Linked DNA regions of Homo sapiens: region 1 is linked to region 2. A link is a loop called in an ENCODE intact Hi-C map of the cell type or tissue named here. Cell type or tissue: heart right ventricle. All regions are shown on one strand. Each heading gives the region's core, and the rest is flanking DNA. Links, peaks and the distances in the headings are about the cores only.

What was found. Hi-C counts contacts between places; a loop is a spot of excess contacts. Peaks named below come from ENCODE experiments on the same cell type or tissue, not always from the same donor. Only the 100,000 strongest peaks of a DNase experiment are listed, where the experiment ranks them.
Region 1: it touches region 2 in a loop (1.9-fold over the local background); 7 of 110 quality-filtered maps call a loop at or near these places.

The regions. Positions count from the first base shown.
Region 1 is chr15:68,068,480-68,085,627 of GRCh38, reverse strand. All of the region lies in intron 1 of PIAS1 (protein inhibitor of activated STAT 1), which reads right to left. Among named protein-coding and RNA genes, the nearest start is that of PIAS1, 23 kb to the right of the region's middle. RefSeq lists an enhancer at 15,477-15,977. In heart right ventricle, for the core only: no CTCF peak of the experiment used is centred there; no DNase peak of the experiment used is centred there.
Region 2 is chr15:68,122,657-68,133,585 of GRCh38, reverse strand. The region is part of intron 2 of PIAS1 (protein inhibitor of activated STAT 1); the gene reads right to left. Among named protein-coding and RNA genes, the nearest start is that of PIAS1, 74 kb to the right of the region's middle. In heart right ventricle, for the core only: no CTCF peak of the experiment used is centred there; a DNase peak (open chromatin) is centred at 6,985; H3K27ac peaks cover 4,313 bases.

The DNA of each region.
Region 1 (17,148 bases), core at 5,661-13,660, 51 kb after region 2:
TAAAGCTACTAAGGAGTAGTCAGGATTCAAACCCAGATATGTCTGATTCTAAAGCCCATGCTCTTTCCACTAAACCATTAGGAAAAAGACAGAGCTGGACTCATATTACTGACTCTCACTTAACTTGCAAGGCCAAGCTAGAAGTCCAGCAACCCAATTCATATGCCATAATGCATGAGGCTGCAGTAATCTATTTAACTTTGTTTACCTATGTTCGCAAACTTATTTAGTCCCCCTTTCTCCTTTTTCCCCACCTACTAATAGGAAATGACCATCTATACCAATCCTCCCATTTTAAAGTGGTGGAAAATGGAATCCAAAGAGAAGAAATCACTTACCCAAGATCACACAGCTATTAGCAGAATCCTAAAAGATTGCATCACCACTGACAGGGAGTATTAGGATAAAAAGACACATGTAAGCTTACCATTTGCTCTCTATTTCTCCAACTAATTCCTTCACCTCATACCAAATACACAAAAGCTATGCTTATGCTGCCTTCCCTAACTCACCACCACTCACAATGATAACCCCAGCCAATTCTCTAAGGGTTCTTTGCAGGTGGCAAAACCATTAAGCAAAAAATAAAATACTGAGGAGAAAAGTATATAAAGAGCTTTATAAGCAATATAGCTGGTTAATCAAAGAAATATGAGTCCTTCCTTTACTTCTCTGGCTTGGAAAACTCTTTCCTCAAGGTCCAGCTTTTGTTAGCCTTTGGCCATTAGCCTTGGTAGGATGATCTTTACTCTCACTATTTTTACAAAGGCCACTTTTCGCATCTGTATTTTAGCATTTATTTTGCTTTATTGTAATTTTCTGTTTACACAAGTGATTCTATAAGCAAACCAGGGTTCTCCATGGTACACAACCATATTACCCTCAGCATCTACAACTAGGGCCTGACAACAGTGGAAACTCTTCAAATGCCTGCATAATCAATGAGTGAATGAATGAACGAACAAATAAACAAGTAAGAAAGGACACCAGAAGAAAGGGTGGGAGGTAGCATCTACAGCGATAACTTATCCAAATAAATGCTCAAATTCATGTTCTGTAGAGGCATGCAAAGATATAACGTAAACCTTAACAAATTCCACCCAAATCTTAGAAATGTTTTCTCTTTTTAATGTTATCAAAGATTGTAAACAATTACTAACTATAATATCAGCAGGATATCAATTTCTCCCTACTCACCAAAAGAGTACAAAATACTTCTAAAGACTTTTATTATTTAAAAAGGAACAGGGACTTCAAACTGAAATGTACTATTAATAAGTAAACTGCTTTTAAATAAATAACATGAAACTTCAAGGATTAGAGGTTAAAAATAAATTTAAGTTGGCATGGGTCAAATGTACTGCATTTTACAGAAAAAAAAAGTACAAATTTTGAAGAGAACTATTTCAACTCCATTCTCCTAAATCAAAAACAAACCAGCAAAATTCAGTGACTACTGTAAACTCTGCATTGATGACAGCTTTTGTCTTTATTCCATAGGTACAAAGATTCAGATGCAATGCAGATGTATCATTTTCCTATTTTTGTAGAAGAATATGTTGACATTTCTCATAAAATCTCTTGCTTGATGGTCCAAAAAAGTTTATGACACAACAATAAACTTGAGCGCCCTCAATTACATTTTTTGTCTCTCTCTGAAACAAAGAGTAGCAGCAGCAATAACAATACTTGGTACATAGTAGGTACTCAAATAGTAGCTGCTATCAGCAAGCCAAGCTTTTTAGTTTTGTTTGTTATTTAAGAGATAGGGTCTTGCTATGTTGCCCAGACTGTTCTCAAACACCTAGGCTCAAGTGATCCTGCCTCGGCCTCCTGAGTAACTGGGTGTTTTTTTTTTTTTTTACAGGATTCATCATCAATTGTCATAATTATCAGGCAGGTACTGTTCTCACTTTTCAGGTGGGAAAATAAGACTTAGCAAGGTTAAGAAACGTGTTGAATGTCATGCAACTGGTTCTACTCCAAATGTACTTTCTTTCATGCTATAATATGTTGACATTAAGAGGAAACGAACCACATGCCTTTAATTGGATAACAGAAAAACCTATTTGAAGATTAATTTATTTAACTCAATCTCCATTTCAAGCTTCAACATTTTGGCTTTTAAAAACTGGCGATTAAGATAAGAAAAGAATGTGGATTCAAATTAACCATTGCAACTTATAATCAGGTATAATGAAAAATCAGGTGCTATCTATTGCTATTATTGGAACAGCTGTTGCATACTCTTAAGGACTGTGATAAGCATGCAGTATTTTTTAAAATGAAATAAAAGAAGGGGGCGGGAAACACTGAAGCATCTTTCAACAGAAAAGCTGCAAAGAAGCATAAAGCAGTCAATTCACAATGAAAAGTGTTGACAACACTGAGGAAAACTAAACACTAACACATCTGAGTTGTTGAAATGAAATATATTTTAATCTGCATTTAAGGTGTTTAAAAATCTCCATTTGTTAGCACAACAAAATAAATATTTACAACTAAGGATTGCATCAACCACTACTACTATTAGAAATCATTACTTCCTCAGCAATTTTGTAGCATTCTGCTGACTCTACGTCCTCAATTGATAGAGATCTCAGAATCCTAGGGGATTTAGAATGCCTCAGAACTGTATATATTTTGAATGCAAGAGCATTCTGTAAGGAGCAACCTCTTAAAACTAATTTTCATAATCTGACAGACGTGAACACAATTTAAAAAACCAAAAAGTTTTACAAGAAAAACAGCAGTCCCTTCCCCCTTTAACATACCCCACAATTTTCAAATCCCCGAGGCAACCACTTTCAAGTCTTTTTAGCTAGTTCTTCTGGCATTTTTTTCTCTATATTCTATGTAGTAGGTCTATGCAGCTGTTTAATTTTTTCTTTGAGGACTCTACTGACTTCCTATTATAAAATATAATGGTTTAGCTCTGTTACATCTTCTCTCCCTCATCTTTCTATCATAATTTTTGGTTGAATCAATTGTCAGTACTTACATTATTACTATGGCTGTAAATAATATTCACAGCTGAGCCAAAAGTACATCATGATTACTCTTTTCTGTATAACTTTGCTTTCCTTACAGTTAATAACTACACCATTTTTCCATTTGCTTAGGTTTCTAGGTACCTACTGCTAATTCATCTGCAAACAGCTAAAAGTATTAACTTTCTTCTCAATATATTCAAATACATCAGGTAAATCAGTTTTCTTTCCTGTAGCCCTCCACCATATTCCAATTTGGACTGTAGGCTCTCCAAGCCTGGTGCACAATTATGGTCATGGAATTTCCCTTTAGCTTATCCCAGGAATTCCCTTGTCTCTCTTTTATACTGGATCCCGTTTCCTTATGCCACTACTTCCCCTTTCTTGGTTTTCTCTTTTTAGTGGGGTATTTCCTCTAGCAGCTTTCTGAGAAAGGGGGCATGTGAGGTACGATGTTTTTATTCCTTGCATTGTATTTTTAAAATCTTCATTTACCCTTACGACTGAGTTTGGCTCAGTACAGAGTGCTGGGCAGGAAATCATGTTGTGTCAAGATTTTGAAGGCCTTTCCTTATTGTTTTCTGGCTTCCAGTGTTAAGAAGCCTAGTACCAATCTGACCCATAATCCTTCATAGTCAACTATATATCCCCATCTGGAATCATAGCAGCTTCTCTTAATCTGTTCTGAAATTTTACAATGTTGTGCCTTGGGGTTGGTCTTTTTTTTTTTTAATTGCATAAACTGATAACTGTCGATCCTTTTAAACTTAGAGATGTATGTCCCCTTCAGTTCTGGGAAGTTTTCTTACAATAATCTTCCTTCCATGTCTTTGTGTTCTCTTTCTTATACACTTATTATTCAGACACAGGTCTTCCTAGACTGATAATCTCATTTTTCCTTTACTCTATTTTCTTTTTCCTTGTGCATTTTTACATCTCTTGTCTTTTAGCTCTATCTTCTGGGATTTTCCTCAATTTTATCTCCTAACGCTTACATTAAATTTTTAATTTCCATGAACTCTTTTAATTTTCTGCATTTCTCTTTTCTTTTTCCTCTACATTTTGTTATTTTTCTTTTTTGAGAATATAAATTGGGTGTTGATGTTGTTTTCTTCTTCTCCCTACACTGGTATCTGCCTTTCATGCCTGAAGCTTTCCTTAAATGAGAGACAATCCTGGGCTGTGCATACATAGTTAAGAGTAAGATACTAAAAAGATGATGGGAAAATCTATGTGAGTGAGCAGACCAGGGTACTTCATCTAGAATGACTGGGCAATAACCTGGCTATTTTGTTTGGATTCCCTTTGCTTCCTTTTGTCTGATCACTTTTGACAGAGAGGAACAACCCAATCTCCTGCTTTGGTGGTATAAGGCTGGCTTCTAGTGTTCTAAGGGCAGAGTAGTGCAGAATGGGAGGTTCAATACATTCAAGACAATAACATTTTATTCAATCCCCTTTTCAGATATGTAAAACTTTACAAAAACACAGATATATATGTACGCAAACTCTGTCCCAACTACACAGAGGCAGGGGCCATGTTCTGAGAAAGATAAATACAGACAATACTCAAACAACGTCAACAAGCAAACAGGCTTTTGCAACTAAACAGAAAGTGCCAGTTTTATTGTCTCATTAGCTGTGACCTTCCATTATTGAAGGTTATATCTACACTGTGGATAAGAATTAGGTACTTCTTGTTGAACAACATAATTACTCTTGTTCACACATCCCACTGCAGTGGTTTACAGGATTAGTCATTAAGCAGACTATATTATGAGTCTTTATCTGGTATCAATTTATAACGAATTGTAAACCAGAATGAATTCCAAAGACAGACAAAATAGGGATTTAATAATGTCATAATATTTCATTTATACTTTTGCCTTTCATCCACAAAAGCAAATGCATAATCACAAATTCTGTAACTGCACACATTAAAGCTTGCACACAACAACAAAAGTATTTTATTATTTTCAAAGTCAGATTCTTCATTCAATGGGGCTTACTTTTGGATGATTTCTAAATCTTCTCATTACAAATTGTTAATAAGCAGCTATTAGCAATCTGTCAACAATGCCCCATTCAACCAGAAAACCTAGTTAGACAGTTTCTATTCAAAGCAGCAAATCAGGTTGGTTACATACTTCTCCATAATCTTGTTTCACCCAATTTCTCAACTTTTATCTATTTTGCAGCATAAGACAACCGGAAAATGACCTGTAGTGCCTACTCCTCTAGTTAATTATCTTCCACCTCTCCAGGTCCATCTTATTGACTGCATTGAGGTCCCACAAAATGACAAAATATTGCAATTATACATAAATAGAGATCCCATTCTTCTTTAAACAAAGTATAAACACTGTTGAAATGGTACACCATGGCTTTAATTTTTGATAGATAATTTAAACATCATCCTTATTTATATACTACCACATTTCATGAAACTTCTATCCTTCAAAAAGCTCCTTCTGGACGATAACCTGAACATTAAAAATAACAAATCCAGCCAGGCGCAGTGGCTCAGGCCTGTAATCCCAGCACTTTAGGAGGCTGAGACAGGCAGACCACTTGAGGTCAGGAGTTTGAGACCAGCCTGACCAACATGGTGAAACCCCATCTCTACCAAAAATACAAAATTAGCCGGGCATGGTGGTGCATGCCTGTAATCCTAGCTACTCGGGAGGCTGAGGCAGGAGAATCGCTTGAGCCCAGGAGGTGAAGGTTGCAGGGAGCTGAGATCGCACCATTGTACTCCAGCCTGGGCAACAACAGCGAAACTCTGTCTCAAAAAAATAAATAACAAATCCAACTCAGAATGTTATAACATTGGAGTACAATATTTTTCCTAAAAAGTTTAGGCCAGGTGTGGTGGCTCACACCTGTAATCCCAGCACTGTGGGAGGCTGAGGCAGGAGGAACACTTGAGCCCAGGAGTTTGAGACCAGCCTGGGCAATACAGCAATACCTCATCTCTACTAAAAATAAAAAATAAAAAATAATTAGCCAGGCCCATTGGTGGCACACACCTACAGACCCAGGAACTCAGGAGACTGAAGCAGGAGGATCCCTTGAGCCCAGGAGTTCGAGGCTGTGGTAAGCTGTGATCACACCACTGGACTCCAGTCTAGGCAACAGAGTGAGACACTGTCTCAAAAAGAAAAAAGGAAAAAAAATTTTAAAGGGCTTAGTTTAATTTTAAAATTTAGAGTGCAAATTTCTAACACATTGCCAGACTTCTTATGCAGAGGTGGGAAAATATGGCTCTTATTTAAGAAAAAGGCTGCTCTGCACACAGATGTTCAATAAATGCTTTTTGGATCAATGCACAGGCCCTAAATGAGTATGTATAGGAAGAGAAGACAGGAACAATGAACACATAGAAATAAACTAGTCTTCAGAAACATGCGTAATCATCGTATTAATTCAATTCTCAAAAGTTACTGAATACCTAAAATATGCTGAATAAATGTGCAATACAATATAATGGTACTGGCAAATACAGAATTTGGATTCTGGTACTGACTTGGCCACTAATTTACCAAATTACAATCTTACAGGTTCTGTTTTCTCACTTTGAAAAAAAAAAAAAAAGAGGGATTAACTAGAGGTTCTCAAAGATTCCTTAAAATTTCAAAATTCAACATTGTAACTGTATTAAATGAAATTTTCTTCTCATTCTTCTACTCTTCTACAGTTGGGGAAATACAATACATACAGTTAGTGAAATCTTTCTATATTAAAAATGTTTTCAATCATAATTTTTAGCGTCATTTACATGGGTTGACAGACTAAAAATGACAAAACATAATATGTATTAAATACTTATAATGTACCAGTAACATACTAATTATAGTAAGCATGATTATCTTATTTAATCCTCATATGAACCTACAAGACAGAGCATTATTATTCTCACTGTATAGATAAGAAAACTGACATTACATCTAAAATCACACAGTAACTACATGATGGAGATAGGGCTCAAATCTGACCTGATTCCAGAGTTCATAACTAATACAATGTCTTATCACAAGCTCAGCCAGAGCTGAGTATATGTTACACTGAGACACGGACAGGAAATGGGTGACGGGGGCACTAAATGACAGTCAAGGAATTTATACAGTATAACATGAGCAGGCAGTGGAATAAATGCATATTTTAGAGGCAGTAAAGATGTAATTGAAATAGTGCTTAAGGAAGTTACCGAAGTAACCACCAATAGGATGGCTGAAATAAGAAAAAAACTAAGAAATAAACCTTCTGGCTAAAAGACATGGCAACACGCAGGATTTATCTACATGTAAGGTAAGAAGGAACTGTGCAGTGGAAATACAGGAGACAGGACCAAGAAATACTGCAAAGAAAAACTACAGGCCATGTTCAATATTCTACAAACAGGTAGGTCTTTTAAAAATTAGTACTGTACTTGATCATGAGAACAATCATCATTCACTTTTCAAATAAAATCTAGAATTTAAAAATACTAAGTAGGGCTTTAAGAAGTTTTAAGTCTATTAAATTCTAAAAGATGATTATTCTTTCCTAACTGTCCCCTTACCAAAAACAAACAAAACACTGCATTTGCAATTAGATGATCTAAGTTTCAGATAAGACAAGAGACAATGAACAGTATACCCTATCTGAGAGAAAGCTGAAAAGCCTAAAAGAAGAAACACGTATTAACAAAACAAAAAGTGACAAGAATGCATCTTCTAAACTAAAGAGTCTAAATTACAGCCTTCAGTCTGGGTCCTAGTATAGAGATTAAGGAAAAGTCCTAGAGGGGTGGTACTGAACTATTTCCGAGTAACAGGAGTAACCTACTGAAGGTAACAGAGCTAGCAAGTAGTGGAGCTCAGACTCAAAAGGCAAATGCCAATGTCCACACAATGCTACATGGTAATAACAACTACAGACACTATCACATAGTATGAAAATGTTTTTGGAAATAACAGCAACAGAGTATCAAAAACAGAACTTAAAGATCTTCTTGTCTAAAACTCCATCTAATATATGAAGTTTTACTCCAACTTTCTTGACTGGGCCCCCAGCCTCTGCTAAAACACTTCTAAGAGTTCACAACCTTTAAAAGCTGCCCACATTAGCGAAAAGCTCTAGGAATTGAAAGTTCCCTTTAAAGTCCGCCCAATGGCTCTAAAATTTCGTCCTCTTGGTATACCAAAATTGACTCTTAAAATGCTTAAAATGTGTTAAAAGGACTCTTTTCCTTCAACTAGCTAGACCCCTTCCCACTCCTGATCATTCTCAAGCATTCTGCAGTCCATAGTACTCAGAAGTGAATGAAATAATCTAGATATGGTGTGACTAGTCTCCAACACAGCAGTATTACTATCCCTCTTAATATGAACATGGTATTTTTACCAATATAACCTAACAAGTCATTCACGTTTTAGGTTTGTTTTATTTGGACAAGAGGGGATGTATGGTATGTGTTATTCTTTTATTTCAGCAGGGAGGGGGCTGCATCCACATCATCCTGTTGCTTATGTTAACTAAAACCTTTATTCTATCTTTTTCACATAAATGGCTACAGTATAAAGTCAAACCACCTCATCCTCGAATACAATTTTTTTAATTTAAAAGTAGAACGTAATGTTTCATGCCATTAAACTTCATGTTTTTCAGCTCTTCATTCCAGCCTTTCAAACCCCTTTTGAAAAATTGTATCCTACACCCCTCTATTGTACAATTATCACGAAATGTGGTAAAACACTGATTTTCCAGTTTATGTCCTCCCATAGATTTTGAGTTTTTCAAGGGTAAACACTCATCTCCATATCCCCTATGCAAGTATAGTTAATGACACCAAGTAAGTGCCCAACAGATGATGATATGAATTCCTCTTCCTTTTATAATCTTAACACACCCTTTCCAGTTCCGTGTCATATATAAAATCTGAGAATTGTGCCCTTAAATATTCACCCAAGTCATCCTTAAGAACTTGGAATATGACAGTGTCAACTCTCTAGGGCCCTGAGCATATCATAAGAGATTATCCTCCAAGTAACAATAAAATTTAAGGCTACAAATGAAGATTATTCAACTATTTGCGATTAAGATGACTCTTTTCTCCTAGGATTCCCCAATCTTTTTTGTTGTTGTTCTTTCTTTTTTTGAGACAGAGTCTCACTCTGTCGCCCAGGCTGGAGTGCAGTGGCGCAGTCTTGGCAACCTGTGCCTCCTGGGTTCAAGTGATTCTCCTGCCTCAGCCTCCCGAGTAGCTGGGACTACAGGTGCATGCCACCATGCCTGGCTAATCTTTTATATTTTTAGTAAAGACGCGCTTTCACCGTGTCAGCCAGGATGGTCTCAATCTCCTGACATGATCCACCCACCTCGGCCTCCCAAAGTGATAGGATTACATTCGTGAGCCACCGCGCCCAGCCTGATTCCCCTATCTTAAGGTAAAAATAAACATCTTCCAGAGTGCACAAGAAAATTAAGGTTATCATATTTCAGTCCTGATTTATAAGTTTTAGACAGAAACAAGTTTTTAAAAAGACGTACACAAATGTTCTAAAAGCCCTAGGTGGCCAGGAGCGGTGGCTCACGCCTGTAATCTCAACACTTTGGGGAGGCGGCAGCGGGCAGATCACCTGAGGTCAGGAGTTCAAGACCAGACCGGCCAACATGGTAAAACCCCATCTCCACTAAAAACATAAAAATGAACCAGGCACGGTCCTGGGCACCTGTAATCCCAGCTACTTGAGAGGCTGAGGCAGGAATAGCACTTGAACCCCGGGGGGCCGAGGTTGTAGTGAGCCAAGATCGCATCATTGCACTCCAGCCTGCGCAGCAGAGTAAAACTCCATCTTAAAAAAAAAAAAAAAAGCCCTAGGAATGATTCCTTACAAACTACACAGAGAAATATTAAAAAGAAAAAAATAGGTTACAGCAAAAAGTTATTCAGGTCTTGCAATGACAGCTTGCCTAAATATTTTTTAAAATTCCATCAGAAGCCTATTAATAATAACGACCCTTTCTTTTCTACACAGAATGGAAGACTTTCACTTGAATATTCTACTAGTTACAGATAAGAGAAATAATTTCACAACAAAAGCATCCTTTAGTCTATGTAAAGTAAAACTGCTAACTTTCCACAAAACTTACAGATCATTATGATCATTATCTTCAGAACAGATTATTATGATTAAAATTTAAGTTTTATGATTTAAAGTAAAATTTACAAAGTTACTACAGTAGCAAAAGCAAGTTTAAGAAAATGTTTTGGCTGGGCACAGTGGCTCACGCCTGTAATCCCAGCACTTTGGGAGGCCGAGGTGGGCGGATCACCTGAGATCAGGAGTTCGAGACCAGCCTGGCCAGCATGGTGAAACTCCATCTCTACTAAAAATACAAAAATTAGCCAGGTGTGGTGGTGGGTGCCTGTAATTCCAGCTACTCAGGAGGCTGAGGCAGGAGAATTGCTTGAACCTGGGGGGGCGGAGGTTGCAGTGAGCCAAGATCACGCCACTTCGCTCCAGCCTGGGCAAAAGAGAGACTCCGCCTCAAAAAAAAAAAAAAAAAAAAAAAAAAGAAAGAAAGAAAGAAAATGTTTTTATTTTCTTTCAAAAATTCCATTAATGTACATAAAAATTCATTTTCAAGGTGAGGCTCATGAAAACATATTACACATTCTTCGTGAAATTTATGGAAAAGGAAAATGAGCTACTCACAAAACTCTGAGGCTAAAAACCCAAACAGACTATACTTTTTAGCATCCATTTTAACATATCCAAAACATTAAACAAAAAAGCAAAAAGAAAAAAAAAAAGGAATGCTAAAGTTCCAGATAAGAAGCAATTTTTTTAAAAGCACAAAAAGAGAAAAACAAAGTTTATCTATCTACAACTTACTCTGTCAAAAAGAAAAAAAAAGTTTAATTGTCCATGTCTAAAGGACAATTCATAAACTAGCCAAAAGAAGAAATGATCTGTGGTTATGGTTTTATAAAAAAAGTCTTTTATCTTTTGTGGACATTAGAAAGTGAAATAAAATATGAGGTTTATCATAATCAGTCAAAAAGAACAATTACTGAAAACTCATTCTTAATACCATTCCTTGAACATATAGCTAATCAAATTCCAGAGTACTTCTCCAAATACTCAATGCAGCCAATGTTCTTAAAAGTTTAAAAATAAAAGTTATTTTACTTCCTGTAATCCCAGCATTTTGGGAGGCTACTCAGGAGGCTGAGGTGGGAGGATGGCTTGAGCCCAGCAGATCAAGCCTCCAGCCTGGGCGGAAGAGCATGACCCTGTCTAAAAATAAAATTTTTTTAAATTTAATTTTTAAAAAAGGAAAAAAAAGTAGAGATAAACTCTATGACAGAAGAAGAACAATATCACTGAATCCTAAGTCTAAAGTAATCCTTTCACTCAGCTCAGTCTTCCTGAGTGATCTCATCCACTCGTAACTTCAAAACGCTATCTCTAAATTAACAATTTCCAAATCTTTATTTCCAGCCTAACCTTGGTCTCCTAAACTCCAAATCCACATCTGCTAAACACCTCTCCTTATATCCCAAGAGTCATCAACTCAACATATTCGAATCTAACACATCAACTCTCTCCAAACCTTCCATCCACCTAATCACCCGTCAATGCCAGAAGCTGCTACACCATCTTCTTGTTCACCTCCAATCTATTTACCAAGTCCTGTCAATCTTAACACCTTAAAATATCTTAGTCCCTATTACCACTCTAATTCAGAGTCTGCAAGAGACTCTTAACTTTTCTCCCTGCCTCCAATATTATCCTCTCCAAGTCATTCTCCTCACTATTGCCAGTGATCATTCTAAAATATAAATCCAATGATGTCACGCTTGTGCTTAAACTTTTCCATGATCACCTACTGCACTCAGAGGCCCCATCTCCTTAGCATGACCACCGTAACCAATCTTTTAACCAACTCTCCATCTTCCAGGACTTTTATATATGCTGTTCTTTCAAGGAGAAGCTCTTCTCCCCCCTCCTATCCCAGCCTTTTACTAGCTAACTCCAAATCAGTAAGTTCTCAATTTTGATGTCACAACCTTTGGGATATTTTCCTTAATCCACTCCTAACATTAAAAAAATTTACGCTTTTATGTGCTCTCCTGTTTAACTCAGTTTACCGCTCTTATGCCATATGTAGAGAGGCCCTGTTTACTTGTCAATTCTTAACCAAAATACATGCTCTGTCTATAGAGACTGTCTTGTTCATCATTAATAAATATGAGTAACAACGGTTTGGCACCTGTCAATTATTACAAACCATATTGGTAATGCAAATATATTAGAAATTACACATATAACCTCGCCGGGCACGGTGGCTCACACCTGTAATCCCAGCACTTCGGGAGGCCGAGATGGGTAGATCACGAGGTCAGGAGATCGAGACCATCCTGGCTAATACAGTGAAACCCCGTCTCTACTAAAAAATACAAAAAAATGAGCCGGGCGTGGTGGCAGGTACCTGTAGTCCCAGCTACTCAGGAGGCTGAGGCAGGAGAATGGCATGAACCCAGGAGGCGGAGGTTGCAGTGGGCCGAGATTGCGCCACTGCACTCCAGCCTGGGCGACAGAGCAAGACTCCATCTCAAAAAAATAAAAAAAGAAATTATACATATAACCTCTCACAAATAAGGACATTATATAAATGTACCCAGTGCCTACTGAGCATACTGGCATCCAAACTCAGCAACTAGTGTTCAAACAATAATTTTTTAGTTTTAAGGGCAAAACTGAAGTTTATACTTAATCCTACAAAGAATGAGAAGTTGTAAAAACATTTTCAATTGCAGAAAATGTTAAAGGGAGGAAACGGACATAAAAAAATAAATCTAATTGAAGAGTAAATAATTTGAAAAGGGATGTAAGATATGATACCAATTTAGAGGCTGTTTTATGAATACAAAATTGACACTACAAGAGTCTGAAATAGTGACGGTAACAACTGAGAAGGAAAGGAAGGCATAACATTAAGAAGATTTGAAAAGACTTGGATGTGGAGGAAGTCTGTAGTTCAGATGGTTCAGAAATAGGGAAGACTTCTTTGAGTACACTAACTCAGTCAGGTTTCCTAGTTAATGTTCTTACAGAATTCTGTCCCTTTCCTTTATAGCATTCAACATAGTTTCAGACTCCATACATAGTTTCAATGTGGAAAATTCTCATAACAATCTGGCCCCAACTTCCCATAACTCTTTTTTTTTTTTTTTTTTTTTTTTTTTTTGAGATGGAGTCTCGCTCTGTCACCCAGGCTGGAGTGCAGTGGCCTGATTTCAGCTCACTGCAAGCTCCGCCTCCTGGGTTCACGCCATTCTCCTGCCTCAGACTCCCGAGTAGCTGGGACTACAGGTGCCCGCCACCACGCCCAGCTAATTTTTTTTGTATTTTTAGTAGAGACGGGGTTTCACCATGTTAGCCAGGATGGTCTCGATCTCCTGACCTCATGATCCGCCCATCTCAGCCTCCCAAAGCGCTGGGATTACAGGCATGAACCACTGCGCCCGGCCAACTTCCCATTAACTCTTATTACTCTCTTACACAGATATCCACATGTGGATCTAGTAGCTGTTCCGCAAACATACCTCAATGTTTTCTCTCCTCATTACCTTTGCTCATGCTGTTACCCTTGCTTCAAAGAATATCCCAGTAATCACCTTTTTTAATTTTCTTTTTTTAAAGACAGGGTCTCACTCTGTCACCCAGGTTGGAATGCAGTAGCATGATCATGGCTCACTGCAGCCTTGACCTCCCAGGCTCAAGCAGCCCTCCCACCTCAGCCTCCCAAGTAGCTGGGACTACAGATTGACGTCACTCCCCATGGCTAATTTCTGTTTTTTGTAGAGTTGGCCAGGCTGGTCTCAAACTCCAGGGCTCAAGTGTTCCGCCCCACGTCAGCCTCCCAAAGTGCTGGGATTACAGGTGTGAGCCACTGTGCCTGGCCACCAACTTCCAAAACTCTTCTAAGGCCCAGTCTGAAATAAGCTTAGCCAGAAGTGACCTCTTCCTCTTATGAATACATTGTTAACTACTTAGATTTACATGGTTATTTGTTTTGTTGGTACTGCTTTCTATTATCGTTTATTATTTTTCTCCTCAAAAGAATGAAGCTGGCCAGGCGCAGTGGCTCACGCCTGTAATCCCAGCACTTTGGGAGGCCGAGGCAGGTGGATCACAAGGTCAGGAGTTCAAGACCAGCCTGGCCAACATGGTGAAACCCCGTCTCTACTAAAAATACAAAAAATTAGCCAGGCATGGTGGCATGCACCTGTAATCCCAGCTACTCAGGAGGCTGAAGCAGAGAATTGCTTAAACCTGGGCGACAGAGTGAGACTCTGTCAAAAAAAAAAAAAAAAAGAATGAAGCAAACTCCCTGGGGTTAGCCACTCCATGGAGGGAAGGGAGGTAGGGGCGGGGGGGCGGGGGTGAAAAGAAGGTCATTAATTCCAAGAACAAACAACAGCAGAAGAGAAAGCACCAGCAACTCAATGAAAATAAGCCTCAATGTCCACTCCCTCTCCCAAAGGATTCTGCCACTGGGTTCTACAAACCCCTACAATTGTCCTCCCACCTAATTCCCATTCTACTTATGAGCAGTAATATCTCTAGAAAAGTGCTGTTCAAAGGAAATACAATGTAAGCTGCAAATATTGAGACACACACGTAATTTTAAATGTGCTACTAGCCACATTTTAAAAAGTAAAAAGGCCAGGCACAGTGGCTCATGCCTGTAATCCCAACGCTTTCAGAGGCTGAGGTAGGACAATCACTTGAGCCCAGGAGTTCAAGACCAGCCTGGCCAACATAGTGAGGCCACATCTCTATTTCAAAAAATTACAAGTAGGTGAAATTAATTTTAATGATATATATTTACTTAATCCAATAAACAAAATATTATTTCAACATGCAATCAATATCAATCATTAATGAGATATTTTCCATTCTTTTTTTCATACTATGTCTTCGAAATCCAGTATGTTTTACACTTACAGCAAATCTTAATTAGGACTAACCATATTTCAAGTTCTCAATACCCACACAGAACTAGTGGCCATAGTACTGGACAGTCCATCTTCTAGGTCATCCTGTCATTCACTGAAGTAAAGTTTTAGTACCTGCCTTGGCCATTCAGGCTCCAACTTAACTCCTCATCATTACTTTCCACCCTCAGCTACCCACTTCCGAGGCCACATCTTAGACATTTCCAGCAGAACCTGCACCACCCTCAAAATCACTAACTCGAACATTTCATTTTCCAACTACAACCTCCTTTTCTTACTTGCTTCATTTCAAGAATTCAATTCACAAAGATCTCTAATTCATTGATGTTGTCATGCCCTATCCATTAGCCCCTAAACATTTCTTTGCAAAATTCCATTGTCCCTCCATGCCTGGCACATTCAACTAGTTCCCACTTTGTAGGAGAAAAGAATGCATGCACTCATGCAGATGGATGTTATTTTACATCCACAGTCGTCAATCTCAATGGGCACAGGCATCTCACTAAACTTTCCAGTGAGCCAGCAATCAAACTTCCTACAATAACTCTTTCATATCTTTTCCTTGCTCCTCCCACATCTCCTTCCTCCAAAAACTACCTTTAGGAAGCATATATACAACAAATGACTATTAAACTTTAACAATGCATTTAACATTGTTAATTCATATTCCAGAAAACATTTCCCAAAATAAAGTTCTTCCTAATTATTAAAACATCTGCTCTCTATAAAAATTCAAATATGGAAAGGTACAAGAGAACCAAACTATTTTTCATATAGTTACAGGAGTACTAGAATGTAATTTCTTTTTTTTTTTTTTTTTTTGAGACGGAGTCTTGCTCTGTCACCCAGGCTGGAGTGCAGTGGCACAATGTCGGCTCACTGCAAGCTCCGCCTCCCAGGTTCACACCATTCTCCTGCCTCAGCCTCCCAAGTAGCTGGGACTACAGGCTCCCGCGCCACCACGCCCGGCTAATTTTTTGTATTTTTAGTAGAGACGCGGTTTCACCGTGTTAGCCGGGATGGTCTCGATCTCCTGACCTTGTCATCCGCCCGCCTCAGCCTCCCAAAGTGCTGGGATTACAGGCATGAGCCACCGTGCCCAGCCTAGAATGTAATTTCACAAAAGCAAAAACTCTATTTCATTCCCAAATGATGTGTGAGCATTTAACACAGCTGATTTGGCATATAAATCAGCACTCATTTTTATTGATAGAATGACTGGATAAGAACCTTGCTTTAAGTAAATGTGATACCAAAGGTCAAACGGGCAAAAGGAAGGAGGAGGGGAGCGTAAGGGAGAATGCTTGTTTGCAAGATTTAGCAGAGAATACCTATAGCCACAAAGAATACTTATTATAAGCCCAGTAAAGGAATAACTATTTTTATGTTTTACTAAGAGTTTTTTAAATGTATCCAAAAAAATAATGGACAAGGCCGGGTGCGGTGGCTCACGCCTGTAATCCCAGCACTTTGGGAGGCTGAGGTGGGCGGATCACGACGTCTGGAGTTCGAGACCAGCCTGGCCAACATGGTGAAACCCCGTCTCTACTAAAAATACAAAAATTAGCTGGGCACGGTGGTGCGCACCTGTAATCCCAGCTACTGGGGCAGCTGAGCCAGGAGAATGGCTTGAACCCAGGAGGTGGAGGTTGCAGTGAGCCAATATTGTGCCACTGCACTCCAGCCTGGGTGACAGAGCAAGACTCCACCTCAAAAAAAAAAAAAAAAAAAAGGACAAAAACATTTAAGGTGTAACACAGACTTTAATGGTCTTGCCAAAAAGCTGGACTTTTCTCATAACTCTGACGATTCAACTTCTTCGTGGATGAGAGCATTGACACATAAGCCTGAGCACTTTTCAAGACTTAACCCAGGGCAGGGGCGGTGGCTCATGCCTGTAATCCCAGCACTTTGGGAGGCTGAGGTGGGTGGAACACCTGAGGTCATGAGTTCGAGACCAGCCTGGCCAACAGGGCAAAATCCCTTCTCTACTAAAAATACAAAAATTGGCCAAGCATGGTGGCAGACACCCGTAATCCCAGCTACTCGGGAGGCTGAGGGTGGAGAATCACTTGAACCCAGGAGGCAGAGGTTGCAGTGAGCCGAGATAGCGCCATTGTACTCCAACCTGGGTGACAGGAGTGCA
Region 2 (10,929 bases), core at 2,930-10,929:
TATCATATATTAAATCCTTATGTCCTGTATGTTTCATTCTGGACCACGTTCCCAATTATCTTTTTTATCCTGGTGCTGGTACTCTATTTTTTGTTATAGCTTCACTGTTTCATTATCTTATAGTTAGGTTTTTCTCTATCCATTTTTTTTAATTCATCTAGATGAATTTCCAAATCTTTTTGTTATGATTTTTAAAGCTCAATAGTATTTTGAATAGAATTACAATAAACCTATGAATTATTTTGAGAGCTGATATATTTACATCTTTAACCTTCCTGTCTTGGACTATTGCACCTGTGTCCATTTATTCATATCTTCAAGGTTTTATTTCTATCATAGATTAGTTACACTGTTCCCATTAATGTCATTCTTAGTAAAATACCTACCAATAGAAGAATGATTGAATAAACATTCATAGAATACCCTAAAACCAAAGAAAGAATGAAGATGATTTCTATGTGTTGGTATGGGAGTGATCTCTCTAAGATACATCATTAAAGTGACAACGACAATATTAAAAAAATACAGTATGCTACTACTTTCTGTGTAAGAGAGGAAGTAATAATACATAAAGCTACTGGCTTTTTTCGGAAAAAAAAAAAGAAAAGAAAAGAAAACCAGAAGGATAAACTGAAATTAATTAAAAATGATTACCTATGAGAGACAGAGAATGGGATAAGAAATAGGAAGAATTTTAATAGTTTTCTAGTTAATTTTTACGTTTAAATCAAATTCAAAAGATAAAACTGAGCAAAAATGAGTATTTCTAACTTTTTAATATTTATATTTTGCGTGGACTCTCACTTTGGTTGTTATTCAAAGTGGTTATTACATAATTTCGGTTTTTGTTCTTCTAAGCTCTATTTTGCCACTCAAATTGAACTTAACCCTAGTTTTATAGCCAATTCCTTAGGATTTGCAGATAAACCTTCCCTTAACCATAAGTAAGGAAAAATTTAATTTTCCTTTCTAACATTTATACCTCTAGTTCTAATTCATGTCTTATTGTATAGGCCAGAACTTTTACAAGAATATTTGTAGATCTTCCAGGGTGACTTCTTTGCTGTAAAATTTGATGTACCTTTAACATTGTAGTTTCCTTTTTTTTTTAGAGACAGAGTCTCACTCTGTCACCCAGGCTGGAGTGCAGTGGTGCCATCTCGGCTCACTGCAACCTCCACCTCCCAGGTTCAAGTGATTCTCCTGCCTCAGCCTCCCGAGTAGCTGAGACTACAGGTGAGGGCCACCACGCCCTGATTTTTTGTATTTTTAGTAGAGACGGAGTATCACCGTGTTAGCAAGGATGATCTCAATCTCCTGACCTCGTGATCCGCCCGCCTCAGCCTCCCAAAGTGCTGGGATTACAGGTGTGAGCCACCATGCCCGGCCAACACTGTAGTTTTTAACAATCACCCACAAAGCTGCTTCAAAACATACATGTCTGGGAGTTTAGCCCCCACTGGGAATAATTCTGATGCACCTCCATTATTAGTAACTACCTCTAGGGTTCTTCTTTCTTTTTTTCTTTTCTTTTCTTTTTTTTTTTTTTTAGAGGAGGTTTTGCCACATTGCCCAGGCTGGTCTCAAACTCCTGAACTCAGACAATCCACTTGCCTTGGCTTCCCAAAGTGCTGGGATTACAGGTATGAGCCACCACGCCCAGCCTAGGATTTTTTTTTTAAACTAATAAATAAATACCCAGCAATCCCACTTCTAGGTATTTACCCAAAAGATTCGAAAACAGTATGTCAAAGAGATGTCTACACTCCCATGTTCATTGCAGCACTATTCAAAATACCAAGTACGGAATCAACCTAAGTGTTCATCAACAGATGAATGGATAAAGAAAATGTGGTCCTAAATAAGTATACATAATGGAAAAGCATTCAGCCTTAAAACAGAGAGAGATTCTGTCATTTGTGACAAACATGAATGGAATTAGACAATACTATGCTTATTAAGTGAAATTAGCCAAATACAGAAAGACAAATACTGCATGCTCTCACTTATATGTGGAATCTAAAACAATCAAACTCATAGAAACAAAGAGTAGAATGGTGGTTACCAGATATGGTTAGAAGATAGGAGAAATAAGTTTTTTTTTTAATAAGATCTTATTGCACAACACAGTGAACATAGCTAGTAACATTTTAAAATTGCTAAGAGTAAATTTCAAATGTTCTCATCACCTAAAAAATGTAAAATAGTTGTGGAAATTGATTAACATATCAGCTTGATACATTAGTTGATTTAAGCATTTCACATGGTAGTCGAAGATCGTAACATCACTCTGTGCCCCATAAATATATACATCTATAATTTTTCAATAAATAAATATAAAGCTGTCTGTTGACTATAAAGATTCCCTATAATGTTAAAGAACACTTTTTCTACTTCTTTTTAAAAAAATTATTAATGGGCATTTAATTTTATGAAACCTTTTAAAGTTTCTATTTAAACTCCAAATAAGCTAATGGATTCTTGGAGTCAGAAGTCCGCGTGCTTACCCCAGTTCTGTCATTCAGTAATTGTGTGACCTTGGGCACACTGTCTGACATTTCCATGCTTCAATTTCTTCATCTAGGTAATATAACCCTAGAGAAACCTTAGAATTATTTTGATAACTAAATAAAAATATAAAACCGCTTATAACAGTGCCTACCTAACCCAAAGTAAGCAGTCAATAAATGTTAGCTATTATTACATCTGATGAATTAATATATTTCTTAATACTGAACTATTTATGACTTCTGGATAGAGGATATATATCTCTATCAAGGTTTTAGTCCAGTAGACTTAGCCTAATTTAAATCTTATTATTCCTCCAATATTCTGATAAATTCTACCAGTTAATATTTTAAGGAACACAACTATATTCAAAAAGTGAAACTGAATGATAGCTTTTTTTTTTTTTTTTTAAGTGTTACCTTTGTTTCTTTGTATTCCTCTTTGGCCTGCTTACTTTTTAATAACTGAGAACATTTTGTAGTATACAGAAATTGTTTATTCCTCAAAAAAAGTTCTGAAGAATTTACCAGCAAATGTATCAAACCCAGAGTTTTTCTTTTTTTAAAAAGTAGTTCTTTGATAATATTGTCAAGTTATCAGTATATCACATTTTATACATTATTTTCACTGCATATACATGTAGAAAAAAACATTTGGAATGTTTAATATATCTGGAAACTTCATAGAGGTTTCTGAAATTTATTAACATATAACTGTGTAAATGTATTGCTCCTAATATTTATATACATATATTTCTTCTATGTGATTTAAATCTACTTTCTATGGTTGATTTTGTTTAATCAGATCTGCAAGAAGCTTATATATTTTGCCTCTTTCATAAGCCTTTTTCTTTTAAGGTTTATTTATTAATTCCACCTTTTTTCCTATTTTTAAAAAATCTTTATTTTTAATTTTTGTGGGTATACAGGTGTATATATTTATGGGGTATATGAAATATTTTGATACAGGCATGCAATGCGTAATAAACTATTTTTTCTAGTTTCGTATGGTGAAATATTGCTTCCCCCCCTCAAAATGAACATATCTTTTTTATTTCCAATTATAGAAAATATGCAATACTCACTGTAAAAAACAAAAATTAAAACCACAAGAGATTACAAAATAAAAGTCTACCCCATAATCTAGCTGCTTCCCTACAGGATGAAGAAAACCCCTGAACATTATGAAAAATTTGGTATACAACTATAGGGACTTATAAGCACACATAAATCTATGTAAGAGTGTGTGTGTGTGTGTGTGTGTGTGTGTGTGTGTGTGTGTGTAAATACAATTATTTTGCAATCTGCTTTTTCATTAAGATTTTAAGTTTTGAGGACATGTTTTCATTTCAACATATACATAAATTATCTAATCCACTTCAATGTCTGCAAAGTATCCACTATATAAACACAATTTAAAAATAATTTTTACCTTTATCTTTAATATACTACTTCTATTTTTCTTAAATTTTATACTAAATTCTTGGTTCTTCATCTTTTTAAATCATAAAAGCATGCAGTGTTTTCTTTTGGCTTTTCATTAATGCCTTATTTTCATAATTTATTTTTTTAATGTCATTTTAAAAATCTTTGTTTTAGTATACTCACAACAACAACTTTTATAGTTTCTGCTGTTTTGAATTAGCTATTATGTTTACGGTCAAGTATATATATAGCTTTATAAATATTGCAGACACTTGAAAAGTAACTGGGCCAGGTGCAGTGGCTCAGGTCTGTCAACCCAGTGCTTTGGGTGGCTGAGGCAGAAGGATCACTTGAGGCCAGGAATTTGAGAGCAGCCTGGGCAATATAGTGAGACCCTGTCTCTACAAAAAATAACTTTAAAATATCAGCCAGGTGTGGTGGTATGTGCCTACAGTCCTAGTTACTCAGGAGGGTGAGGTGGGAAGGGCTGCTTGAGCCCTGTAGTTCGAGGTTACAGTGAAAAATGATCGTACCACTGCATTCCAGCCAGAGTGACAGAGAGACCCTGTCTCTAAAAAATAGTAATACACTGTATCCTCTAATATTTATAAGTTACAAAGTTTAAGAAATACATGTTATATAACACATTATATATTAAAAGTTTTTTTCTGTTTATCACTGATTACTGCTGTTTATCCATGTCTTTTAGTTTTCCAAGAGAAAAAAAATTATTTCTATTTTAGATTTTCATTATCAATGTTTATCTTTTCTAACATTTATTTATTGTACATTCTGTGACTGCTTCTCAAGTTTGTCCTCTGTTCTACTAATTTGATTTTCTACAATACTATTTCTCACTTCCAATGAAGACTTAATTTTGGATACTGCGTCCATTTGTTGGAATGCAAACAGGAACAGACCCTTCAGAGAAACTCATTCTCAATTCCTAATACCACTGAGAAAGGTTATTACTTCTAGCAGAATCTGGAATGTTTTAACAGATGATGTTCTAATAAAAAACAGTCATATTTTTAGAATCTGCTGCTTTTTCTCATTTGTTCCAAAAAAAATTTTTTTTTAGATCAGAATTCTCAAATCCAGCTATACAACAGAATAACTTGGAGAACTAAAACCACACCCTAGCCAACAACCAATCCCACTAATTGTGAGATCCAGATATAATATTTCTTAAAGGTTTTCCAGGTTGGCCAGGAGCAGTGGCTCACACCTGTAATCCCAGCACTTTGGGAGGCCGAGGCAGGTGGATCATTTAAGCCTGGGCAACAAGGCAAAACCCTGTCCCTACTAAAAGTACAAAAATTAGCTGGTCGTCGTGGCACACGCCAGTAACCCAAGTTACTCAGGAGGCTGAGGCAGGAGGATCACCTGAGCCTTGGGAGGTTGAGACTGCAATGAGCTGTGATTGGGCCACTGCACTCTAGTATGGGCGGCAGAGTGAGTCCCTATCTCAAAAAATAAGTAAATAATAAAGTTTTCCAGGTGATTCTAAATGGGCAGCCATATTTGAAAATTCCCATTCTAGACTGCTAAGTTGAACTGCCTAAACAAAAGATCTAAAGGGAGAAAAAGGCCAGGCATGGTAGCTCACGCCTGTAATCCTAGCACTTTAGGAGGCTGAGGCACACAGATCACTTGAAGTCAGGAGTTCGAAACCAGCCTGGCTGACATGGTGAAACCCCATCTCTACTAAAAATACAAAATAATTAGCTGGGCGTGGTGGCGTGCACCTGTAATCCTAGCTACTTGGGAGGCTGAAGCAGGAGAATTGCTTGAACCCTGCAGGAGGAGGTTGCAGCGAGCTGAGGTCACACTACTGTACTCCAGCCTGGGCAATAGAGCGAGACTCCATCTCAAAAATAAATAAATACATAAATAAAATAAAATGAAAACAAAAGGAAAAAAGTGGTCTTGGTAGAGATTGCTAGCTTAGCACATCATCTTCTTTTACTCTATCCTAAAATTCCAATAAAAGGTCAGTAAAGATTTTTCTTTGCTTGCCTGTTTTGTTTTTGTGTTGTAAAAGAATAAACCCAAATGAGGAGAAAGAAATAGGAGGGCAACAAAAAGTGTAGAAACTGGAAAGCAAATATATGAGTGGTAACAAAGTTACCAAAGAAAAACGCATCCTCAACTAGCAGTGAAGCTGAGTGAAATAGGAGAACTGATCTAATTTATAATGCAAAATACCTGTACAAGTGGGGCTAACAGAATATAGCTAAAGCAAGGGGAATTTCTTGAAAACCTGCTTATGAAGTTATCAGATCCCCAGGTCCATTCATCCTCTCTAGTTAGCTAGACAACTGCCCTTCCTTCATCCTGCAAAAGTCAGATAGAACTGCTCAAAAAAAAAGAAATTCAAAACTGGAACTGGGTCTATAAAGCTTGATGTCACATTCAGGTTTAAAAAATGACCAGGCGCGGTGGCTCAAGCCTGTAATCGCAGCACTTTCGGAGGTCAAGGCGGGCAGATCACAAGGTCAAGAGTTCAAGACCAGCCTGGCCAACATAGTGAAACCCCATCCCTACTAAACATACAAAAATTAGCCCAGCATGGTGCGCCTGTAGTCCCAGCTACTCGGGAGCCTGAGGCAGGAGAATCACTTGAACCCAGGAGAGGTTGCAGTGAGCTGAAATCATGCCACTGCACTCCAGATTGGGTGACAGAGCAAGATTTCATCTCAAAATAAATAAATTAATTAAAATAAGTCAAAAAAAATGAACAGACATGCCAGCACGACTAAGTATCAGAGGAAAGCCTTCAATGTGGAATAATGGTGACCAAAATGACCAAAAAAAAAAAAGGTAGCTGGGAACAGGCAGAGATTATGCAACAATTAGATAAATTTCCAAAGGCTCCGAAAAAAGCTACCATTTATAACCATGGTACAACTATAAAACAATTAACCAAGGCCAGGCGCGGTGGCTCATGCCTGTAATTACAGCATTTTGGGATGCTGAGGCGGGTGGATCACTTGAGGTCAGGCCAACATGGTGAAACCCCGCCTCTACTAAAAATACAAAAATTGGCTGGGCGTGGTGGGACACGCCTGCAATCCCAGCTCCTGGGAAGGCTGAGGCATAAGAATCACTTGAATCCGGGAGGTGGAGGTTGCAGTGAGCCAAGATTCCAACACTGTACTCCAGCCTGGGTGAGAGCCAGCCTTGTCTCAAAAACAGAAACAAAAACAATTAACTAGTTATTGTTTAAAAAAAAGAAACATCTGTATTTTATATGTATACACAAAGTTCTTGGAGGGTAAAAATACGATGCACAAAGGAAAAGCTCAATAGACAGGCTGGACAATAAAGTTCAGGATATCTCCCAGAAAGTAAAGCAAAAAGACAAGGAGGAAGAAAACAGGTTTGAAAATTAGAGGGTTAGTCTGGGAATAGGAGTTCCAAAGAGAGAACAGAGAAAACAGAAGGAAGGAAATAAGAAATAATTAATGAAATAATTCAAGACAAGTTCCTACAAGTAAAGAACAAGTTTCCAGATTACCACTGTATTCCCAATATAATGGCTAAAATTGGTTCATATGGCAATAAAATTTCAGAACACTGCACATAAAAAGAATCCTACATGTTTCTGGAGAGGTGGGGCAAGAACAGGTTACAGAAAAAGATCAGAAACTGGTCTGGGGCGCAGTGGCTCATGCCTGTAATCCCAGCACTTTGGGAGGCTAGGGCAGGAGGATTGCTTGAGGCCAGGAATTTGAGGTCAGCTTAGATCAGCATAGCAAACCTGTCTCTACAAAAAATAACAAAATTAGCCAGGCATGATAACACAGGCCTTAGACTTGGCTACTCAGGACGCTGAGGCAGGAGGATGGCTTAAGCTCAGGAGTTTGAGGCTGCAGTGAGCGATAATCATGCCACTGTACTCCAGCCTGGGTAACACAGTGAGACCCTGTCTCTAAAAAGGAGAAAAAAAAAATCGGAAACCAGCCTAACTTTGAACTTTTCAACAACACTATAATTAGAAGGCAATGGAAAAATTAATGCCTTCAAAATTCTAAAGGAAAATTATTCTTATGTTGAAGTCTACACCCAGCCAAATTATCAAATAAAGTATGGGTATAGAATAAAACATTTTCAGGCATGCTTTATTTAAAAAATTACCTTCCATGCAGCTTTTTCCTATGAACTACTAAGAGATATGCCACACTAAAAAGAGGGAGAAAACTAAGAAAGAACAGGACATGGGCCTATGAAATACAAGATTAACACAGGCAAGAGGCAAAATAATATCTGAGATGTAATGAAAGAAGACCTCAAGATGACAGAGTATCCTGTGTTTGGGTTTAGCAGAGTATCAGTTCAGAAGGCTCTGGTAGGGAATTCTCATAGAACATGAAATTGACAGAATTACCTCATGCACATGAATTTAGACATTCATCTTATCCATCTGGAGATTTACACAGTGGCAAAAAAATTTTGGCAATGAATGAGAAATAAGTACACAGGGGGAAAAAAAAAGAAAAGAAAATGACCAGAACAGGGAAAATAAAAAGGTATTCAAGAAATGAAAAATAGTTCACTACATTGCTCACTTACAAATAGTGTTTACATAGTCATAATAAAGTATAAATGGGATGATCCAAACAAAATTACAATATAATCAAGACAGGGCGACAAACAGATTATACGGTAGGAGTGGCAAATAAGCCAAATCTTATCTCCCATGGTGGGAAATCAATATACAATGCCTAAAACTGAAAATGCAACAATTTGCAATGCAAGCATATTACTTATACATTTTTTTAAAAGCCAAAAGAGATCAAAATACTTGCCCCTAGAAAGACAGAAATGATAGAATATGAGAACATGGGATTTTTAAAATGAGCCTATTTGACATTTTAAACTATATTCATTTATAACTTTTGGGTTTTGTTTATTTGTTTGTTTGTTTGTTTGAGCCAGAGTCTCTCTCTGTTGCTCAGGCCGGAGTGCAGTGGTGCAACCTCAGCTCACAACAACATCTGCCTCCCGGTTCAAGAGATTCTCATGCCTCAGCCTCCCAAGTAGCTGGGATTACAGGCATGCACCACCACACCCGGCTAATTTTGTATTTTTAGTAGAGATGGGGTTTCACCATGTTGGCCAGACTGGTCTCAAGCTCCTGACCTTAAGTGATCCGCCAGCCTCGGCCTCCCAAAGTGCTGGGATTACAGGAGTGAACCACCACACCTGGCTGTTCATTTATAACTTTGAATGAAAAAAAAAAAACAAAAAACAACAACAAAAAAAACCACAACCCAAGAAATAGTGGAAGTCACGACTGTGGTAAATGGGCCAAAGAAAAAATATCTGTATGTCCACAGGATAAAGATGAGATCTTCCTAACTTCTGACTGTCTTTACAGGAAATGTTTTACTTCTTTACATAGTTATAGCCATCAGTAGTTGAAGAATGCAAGAGTAATACCCTGATTCAAATTCTCTGGAATACCCATGTTATTTTTTCATTTCAAAATAAAAATAACCTCCCACCATCATTATCAATAAAGATTACACAATTATAAAAATTCAGACAATACAGACACAGAGAGATAAAGGTATTACTAGCATATACTTTCTCAGATCTTTTTGTGCATGTGTATACATATGTACACACGTATGTGTACATATATGTATACGTGTGTGTGTGTGTATATTCACACATATGTATACATATACCTATATTTAGGTTTATATTATGTCCACATCTTTGTTGCCTGTGTTTTCCGCCTATAATTATGTTTGGACATGGTACAAATACAGATCAACATTATCATTTACAATGAAGCATAGCAGTAGTGAAGGTACATCTATTTTATCAATAAATGCCCTGAAGACAGAAATTATACAAGTTTCCTTTTATAAATAAGGTTTCTATAATATCACAGAATATACTTAATTAGGTACTACTCCTGTGAGTTCACTTACATTTCTAGATGTGGCTCTGAGTAATTTTAAATTAGTTTCTAAGCAAATTGTTTCCTATAGTGCAGACTCCTCCATGTTATTTAACATAAGGAAAAATAGTCTCCATGGTATTCCATGGAAAGATTTTTTTATATATAAGGCACTTTTTAGTACAACCATGTTGTTTCTTAATCTACTAACTTTAAAATTACTTTTCTAAAATAGATACATGACATATGCCAAGACTTATAGACAAGAAAATGAGACTAAGTAGTAGTTGCAATTTTAACATTTAAAAAATGCCCCAGAACAGTAAACTCATAACTTTGTGTGTCTCTGTGTGTAAGAGGGTATGTAGAATTGCATATAAGAATTTTGGGACAGGTGTGGTGGCTCACACCTGTAATCCCAGCACTCTGGGTGGCCAAGGCAGGAGGACTGCTTGACGCCAGGAGTTTGAGACCAGCCTGAGTAACACTACAAGACACTCTCTACAAAAAGTTTTAAAAATGTGCCAGGCATGGTGGCTCACACCAGTAGGTCCTAGCTACTTGGGAGGATAAGGCAGGAGGACCACTTTAGCCTAGGAGTTTGAGGTTGCAGTGAGCTACGCTTGTACCACTGCATTCCAGCCTGGGAGACAGAATGAGACCTTCTCTCTCAAAAAGAAAAAGAAAAAAATAAAAAGAATTTTGTATGTATAACACTCTGAGATTTAGGCTTAAAAAAAAAAAAACAGCTTTTACCTTACAAGAAATGTTTCCAAGCTTCTCAATTCTTGCAGATACTTCCCAAGAAAGAAAATAAAATTCTATTTTCTTAGGGTTCCTCTAGTTGGCTTATTTAGTTGGATGAGAAACTAAATGAAAGGGAATCACTGCAGATACTGCATTGCTAAGTTTTGAAAAAATAGTGACTATTACTCTTCCAAAAATGTATTTTGGGTATATATAATAAGCACAGTGCTGATCATATCACTTCTGTTTCAAAGATTTTCATTTGTTCCCCACTTTATGAAGAGAGTCTACTCATCTTGGTGTGGCAATCAAATTAAGCTAATAGCATTTCATTTT